Linked DNA regions of Mus musculus: region 1 is linked to region 2. The links are chromatin contacts, found by Hi-C or POLR2A ChIA-PET in ENCODE. All regions are on one chromosome and are shown on one strand. The core of a region is the stretch at or near the end of the contact, and the rest is flanking DNA. Distances in the headings are between cores, read along the strand shown.

The links. Hi-C counts contacts between places; a loop is a spot of excess contacts on that map. ChIA-PET counts read pairs that join two places held with the same protein, here RNA polymerase II (POLR2A).
Region 1: a loop to region 2 is called in a map of T-helper 2 cell, with 2.3 times the contacts of the local background. The contact joins the promoter of Fkbp2 here to the promoter of Trmt112 in region 2. A Hi-C loop is called at or near these places in 1 of 37 maps with a recorded cell type or tissue (T-helper 2 cell). POLR2A ChIA-PET finds 5 or more read pairs at or near these places in 3 of 5 experiments (Patski and embryonic stem cell).

Annotation. Positions count from the first base shown.
Region 1 is chr19:6,979,084-6,982,370 of GRCm38, forward strand. Fkbp2 (FK506 binding protein 2) reads right to left here and starts at 1,381. Exons shown (of 6, transcript NM_001166368.2): 1 at 1,311-1,381; 2 at 1-58. The coding sequence starts at 54. It overlaps LOC114841036 (Uncharacterized protein LOC114841036), which reads right to left and starts at 1,357. Exons shown (of 6, transcript NM_001370419.1): 1 at 231-1,357; 2 at 1-58. The coding sequence starts at 1,167. The coding sequence ends at 367.
Region 2 is chr19:6,908,155-6,911,730 of GRCm38, forward strand. It overlaps Trmt112 (tRNA methyltransferase 11-2), which reads left to right and starts at 1,544. Exons shown (of 4, transcript NM_001166370.1): 1 at 1,544-2,108; 2 at 2,209-2,310; 3 at 2,430-2,519; 4 at 2,598-2,874. The coding sequence starts at 2,031. The coding sequence ends at 2,705. It overlaps Prdx5 (peroxiredoxin 5), which reads right to left and starts at 1,952. Exons shown (of 6, transcript NM_012021.3): 1 at 1,305-1,952. The coding sequence starts at 1,463. It overlaps Esrra (estrogen related receptor, alpha), which reads right to left. Exons shown (of 7, transcript NM_007953.2): 7 at 2,823-3,576.

The DNA of each region.
Region 1 (3,287 bases), core at 131-2,630, 71 kb after region 2:
TGCCAGGGCACTCAGGCAAATGGACAGTATTGTCAGGATCCAGCTCAGCCTCATGTCTCTGTAGGCAAAGGCCACCCCACCCCCAACCAAAAAACTGGGGGGTGGAGTCATGGGACGTCTTCAGTCTGTATCAGGAGGACGCCAACTCCCCATTATATCTTGCCTGTTTCTGGGGAATCCCACAGTCCTGGGTCACCACCCCCTCCCCTGGGCTCTGTAGCCACACTTACCAGTCCAGTGAGAAGGGGGCTTGACCGAGGACCCCAGCAGCGAGGGGAGGGGGTCAGGGGAGGCCACAGCAGCCAGTGCCCCCTCCCTTTGCTCACTACCTGACCTTCTCTCCCTCCCAGTCCCCATCTCCGTTCTTCAGTTCCCGCTAGCCCCTTTACGCAAAGTCCAAACCCTATCTGATTGCACCGGATTTGTCCCGACTGGACGACCCCACTCCCGCCACACCCAGCTGCCCCCTGTCCAGCACACCCACACATCTGCGGCTGCTGCAGGTGTTCGGCCCCGAGGCACCCACACATCTCCACTAGGTGGCTCTGAGGAGCCCCGGTCCTCCGGGGGCACCCCCCAGTCCGGCCCCGTGCCTCCTCCACCAGGGGCACCTCCCCAACTCTGAGCTCTTGGGGGCCTCCGGGGAACCCAAACTGGCTCAGAGTCAGCAGGGCGCCGAGCTCGCTCCACCCACACCACCTCTCCAGGGGGAGTTCTCGGTCTACCGCGACCCCAGGCGCGGCCACCACGGAGACCGCCCCCGCGTGGACGCCCCCGGCCATAGCTCAAGCTTAGCTCTGCGCAAGGCTCCTTGGCCCCACCCTTTACGGCGTGAAGCTCCGCCCCCTGACCTGCAGCTCCACCCTCCGCAATGTTAGACCTAGTCTCCAGCAGAGGGGCCACGCCACTCACTGACTGAAGTCCCACCTCCAACGACTGGGATCTCACGCCCTCTGTCTCCGAGCCAAAGGCTCCACTTTCCACCTGCTCCAGCTCCTCCTCTAAACCCCAAGCCCCGCCCCCCACGCCTCCTACTCCAGCTATGGGCCACTGGGTTCCGCCCTCAACTCGCACTGGCTCCGTTGTCCCTCCCACCGCTGTTCCGCGCCCCGCCCCGAGCCCCAGGGCTCCGCCCCGTACGGCGTGAGAGCCCGCCCCCTGCGGCATTGCCAGAGGCCGGACCCCAGCCCCAATTCCTTCGTTTGCTGCCCCTGGCTGGCACGCGGACTCCGGCCCGCTTCAGGCCGGCCTGCCCCAGGTTGCCCTCCTGCACCCGGATCCCCCAGCCTGGGCTGTGGCCCCCCGCTCACCTCCTCGCCGCGCCCCCGGAGCCAATCCCGCTCGTGCTGTCACTTCTGCGCAGGCGCGTCTTCGTCGCTACAGGGCGGGACACGCTGCCCGCCCTCATTGGACCGTCCAAAACCCGCTGCTGCATCTATGGGCGGGGCTTCTCATTTGGCCCTGCCTCCTGAGTGACTGCGTGACAACGTCACTTCCGGGGTTCAGATTCCGGGTCTAGTTTGGCAAAAGTTGTGTCCGAGAGACAGAAGGCAGTTCCAGCCAAGGTGACATGGTCAAGCAAGTATGACTGCACGCGCCTGGAGGGGTTCTAGCAGGCACCGTGCTGACTTCCTGACCGGCACGCCTTTGGGTAGTTGTTGTGGGAAGAGGCTAGGGGTTCGGAGCGACAACCCGGATTTGAATCTTAGTTCTTTCATTTCTTGGCTGGCTGCGTGACCTTGACTAAGTTCGTTCTTTTGGTGGTGCGCTCTATGACACCCATACCACATGGCCCTGAGCTATGCGGACCCCTTTCATCTTGTGGTCTACAGTGTCAAGTCTCATCTGTGGGTGAACAAACGTCTCCTGGGCCAGGTCTATCATTCACTGCCCAGGAGACACATTCTCTAACCTAAAGATCCTGAAATTTAGAGGAAGCCAAACCTGAGTTAGGCTATGGAGTCTAGTGATTTCATACCCGTCTTAGGCCGTTTGCCCTGCTAAGACCATTTATTCAGATACCAATGGAAGATAATCATGATGTTGACCCCAAGAGAAGCATACTGCATATCTGATGAAGCTTAGTGGGTTCTGAATGTTTAGCTCTCAAATCCTAACCTTCACTGAGCCAGAGCATGATCACCAATATCACTGCTGAGAAAGTTATTTAAACATGATAAAAAATGGTGTGCTGTCCCATGACTGTAATGTCAACACTCTAGAGGTAGATATAGAGGGATCAGAAATTCAAGGACATTCCAGCTACATGAAGAATTCTGAGTCAGCCTAGGATACAGGAGACATTTTCTTAAAAGAGAAAGTTCAAAAGCAGCATCAGGGCTGAAGATGCAGTAAATCAGTAATATTTGCCAAACATGTATGAAGCCAGGAAGTTTAAGGTCATGCAGGCTATGTGAGACTCTCATGGATGGGTAAGTAATTATGTGATGATCATCATCTTGAGGAATTCTTTAGTTTACCCTACTCCTGCTTTGATACCACCAAGATCATGACCTCAGTGTCAGTCCCTTCATTAGGGCGGCTACTTTCAGTTACTTCTGTCCCTGAATGTTCTGTAGCAGGCCAAAGCCTTGGTGCTTCGCTAGCCTTCCCACACTACCCAGGACAGTGGAGAAGGGTAGACACTGAGCCTGGACCAAGTAGGTTAGGAATCTCAAACAGCAGCTGATGAATCCTGGGATGCCAGGGATTGTAGGTGGAGAAGACTCTGGGTGTGTTTCTTTAAAAAGGCTTTCCAGTCGGGCATTAGTGGCGCATGCCTTTAATCCCAGCACTTGGGAGGCAGAGGCAGGTGGATTTCTGAGTTCAAAATCCAGACCAGCCTGGTCTACAGAGTGAGTTCCAGGACAGCCAGGGCTATACAGAGAAACCCTGTCTTGAAAAAAAGAAAGAAAAAAAAAAGGCTTTCCAGTCATATGAAGGCAGGATTGAGGCATGAAAGGGGCAGCCACAAGGAACAATATTGCAAGTGTATACTCAACAGAGAAAGTGGGTGATACCTCCTATTATATATATATATTATTATATATATTAAAAACAAAAACAAAAAAAAAAACCTCACACTAGTTGAGAGCCAAGAGGGTTCCGTTTGGTGGCAATTATCTATTCTTGCCATGTGAATCTGGGAAGCAGTTCTTATGGTCTAGGTCTCCTTAATTTCTGGCCAGGGTAGTCAGAATCCTTGTGGTGAGCAGGAGGCAAGGACTTTTTGTAACAATCTGTGGTTGTGGCTTTACCTGGGAACTGCTGTCGGGGTTGGGCACACT
Region 2 (3,576 bases), core at 294-2,793:
AGACTAGTGAACCACAGCCACACAGATAGACCTTGATGGAGCCAGTGCTCACACCCAGCAGAAAAAGTGCCTGGCGGTTCAGGGGTCCATTTCTGTCCTCGCTCTCCTGTATGTCCTGCCTGCCCCACATCCTACATGACTGATTCTGCTTAAGGCCAGTTGGTGGCAACAGAGAAAGGGAGAGGCCTTCTCAAGTGTTGCAATACTGTATAAACAAGCCACCCAAGATGGGTCAATGCACAGAGGAGGGGTACAGAGGGCTATGTTTGGGGTTGAGAAACCGCCTGGTAACAGGCAGGAAGAAAAATCCTATCCACACACCAGGAGAAACACTTTGGAAAACCAGGTTAGCTATGTAAGCCAAAATGTTCAGGATGTAGGCTCTTGGGGTCGGTGGGAAGTGTCAGCCCACCTGGGGGCTTTCAGAGCCACAAGAGGAAAGGAAGGCTGAGGTGGGTAGGTAAAGGTGCCCACCACCAAGCCTGGTCAACTGAGCTCTAGCCCCACAAGCGACATGGTAGATAGAACTGACTCCTGAGAAAATTGTCCTCTGACCACCACACTCACATGCCTGTTACCAAACACACACACTAAGTACATGTTTAAAAGTTTTTCTTTTTTCTTCTTTTTATAAAGGGCCTTTAATCCTAACATTCGGGACGCAGAGTCAGACAGATCTCTAGGAGTTTGAGGCCAGTCTGGTCTACACACCAAGTTCCTGGCCAGCCAAGACTATATAGTAAGTCAACCTCTGTCTCTGTGTGCCCCCCCCCTTCCTTCCCTCCCTCCATCCCTCCCTTCCTCTCTCCCTCCCTCTCTCTTTCTCTAAAAATTAAGTCCAAAAACAGGAGAGGGGATAGGTTCAAGAATTCCCAGAAAGATCAAACAGAAGGGCGGGATCGGGGTGAGCATACATAGAGTGGAAACAGAAGTGGAAAAGATCAACCCAGGTCCCCAAGGGACCATGGCTCTTTCAAAAGATGAGATGAAATGGAGTTTAGTACAATCACAAAAGTGCTGGGGCTTTGGGGAAAGGGTTGGAAAAGCTGCCAAGCGGCAAAAGAGGCATTTTAAGAATGTGGGAAATGACATAGCATTCGGTCGCTTGAAAATGGTGGGGACTTGTCCCTGGACGTGGCATAGATGTGAGAGGGCAGCTCAAGAAATGTCCCAGGACGGAGAAGCAGAGACAGGGTCTTACAAAAAACATGACAAGAAGAAACGTCAAGGAGGACAGCCCGAGACCCCGCGTGGAACCCAAAGAGACGCGATAGGCTGGACCCAGGAAAGGTAAAACCGGTCACCTTGATCGGGGCCATGGTCACCGCGGAGCTGCTGAAGCTGCGGGCTCCGCCACACTCCCAACCTGCTTCTTTCCGGCCTGCTCTGCCTGCCAAGCACGTCGATGCACGGAGCACAGAACTGGCTTTGCAGCCCAGGACTCGAAGCCCCAGCTGTAGCATACCCGCCCCGCTGCCGCAGCCCACCCGCAGATGGCTCTGCCCACAGGAGGTGGATGCAGGGACAGCTCCGCCCACGCCGCACGTCCCACGTCGCAGCCACAGCGCCGGCTTAGAGGGGCAGGGCCGTGACGCACTACGACGCGGCGGGGCTCTCAGGGCTCGCACACCTTCTTCAATCGCAGAAAGAGGTGCCTGGTTTACCGACGTGACAGTTCGTGACCCATAGCCGCAAACAGAGGTCGGGGATGATCTGGCTGAGCCTCAAATGTGTTCGTTTTACCTGCGCCGTAACGCAGCCGGTTTACACGTGACTTGCATAGTGTGTACTCTCTTCAGCGAGCGGGATTCGGCGTAAGCCTTTGCAGTCTCCCCGAGAAACGCTTCCGGTACCAGGACGTGACCCAACACAGTCCTTCCGATCTCGGCTGCCGCCAAGCCCCCCAAAAGGTCCCCTAAGTCGGCCACTTCCGGTCCGGCGAAGAGTTCAACGGCTTCAAAGCGGAAGTGGTAGAAAGGAGAAGTGTGGACTCCTTCCGGTTCCGGCCTCACGCGCTCCGCTGTGACAACATGAAACTGCTCACCCACAATCTCCTAAGCTCCCATGTGCGGGGCGTGGGCACGCGTGGCTTCCCGCTGCGCCTGCAGGTAACTGCACAAGGGTTCATCGCCCATATAGTTCAGGGTGGAGCCTCCGGGACCCGGACCTACCTCGCTAAACCTTTTTACCGCCCCCCCCCCCCCGCAGGCCACTGAGGTCCGCATCAACCCCGTGGAGTTCAACCCGGAGTTCGTGGCGCGGATGATCCCCAAAGTGGAGTGGGCGGCGCTTGTGCAGGCAGCGGACACCGTAAGGACCCCGCCCCTTCTGTCGCCCCTTGGGGGCGGGCTCAGGCTCTGAGCCTCTTCCCTGCCCGGACGGCCTCGGTGTTCGTGTGCCCACTGACCACGTACGCTTCCTTTCCACAGTTAAACTTGGCCGAGGTACCCAAAGAGCCGACTGAAGGCTATGAGCACGACGAGACATTTTTGAGGAAGATGCACCACGTGTTGCTTGAGGTGAGAATCCTTGGGCATCGCCTGCCCAGACCTCCCACTGAGGCTACCGGTGCTTAGCTTTGTCCTGCTCCCCTGCAGGTTGATGTACTGGAGGGCACCCTGCAATGCCCAGAATCTGGTCGTCTTTTCCCCATCAGCCGCGGGATCCCCAATATGCTGTTGAATGATGAGGAGACTGAGACGTAACCTTGCTAGCCGCCACTTTGGTATTTTGTTGACTGTGTGTTTCTGTTGTACGGTCTGTTAAATAGACGTGTCATGTGTGACCCCCAAACTCCCCCCAGTGACTCACCGACCACCGTGTACTTGAGCTCCATAGTATATTTTTTTTCTCATTAAAGGTTCAAAACCAAAAGCGGTTTCTCTTTGCAGCAAATATACATTAAAATAGAGTCTCTGTACAGCCAAGGGCTCTGGGCCCTGGCTTGCCCCATGGCCCTGCGCCTCCCTGGCCAAACCCAAAAATAAATATAGTGTTATTGCTCTGCAGGGCATAGAGGCAGTGCTGTCCCCCACCCCTTGAGGTGGGAGCTGATAGGGGGCCCTGGCCACCCCTGGGGTCCAGGGGCTGGAGCCTGCTTGGAGTTATTGCTTCAAGGGGGGGCAATAATGCCCAATGCGGATGAGGAGAGGAGCGAAGGGACGGGGCCTTTGCTTTCCAAGCCCCCCTCTGCTCCGGAGAGGAGATCGGATTAAGCAGCAGCAAAAGCATCACCCAGTGGGAGCCGGCGGCCTCCATCCCTTCCCTCCCTGAGATCAGTGTCTGCCTCCTGCACATCCCCTGCAGCCCCCTATGGCTTCCGCGAGGCCCCCAACACTCTTGGGGGGCACGTTATGGCTTGCAAGGGGCAGCACTGTGCCCACACCTGGGCATTCACTTTCCTGGCTTCTGACAATCCCCCACACACACAAAGTGGGGAGGGAAGGGCATGAAGCCTTCTCCCAGGGGCGGATGGCATTGCCCTGGCCCTGCCAGCAGGCTATGGCACTGCCCAGACTCCAGCTTTGCCCCTTTGGGGCTAACACCCTATGCTGGGCAGATCCTGCCAGCCACCCC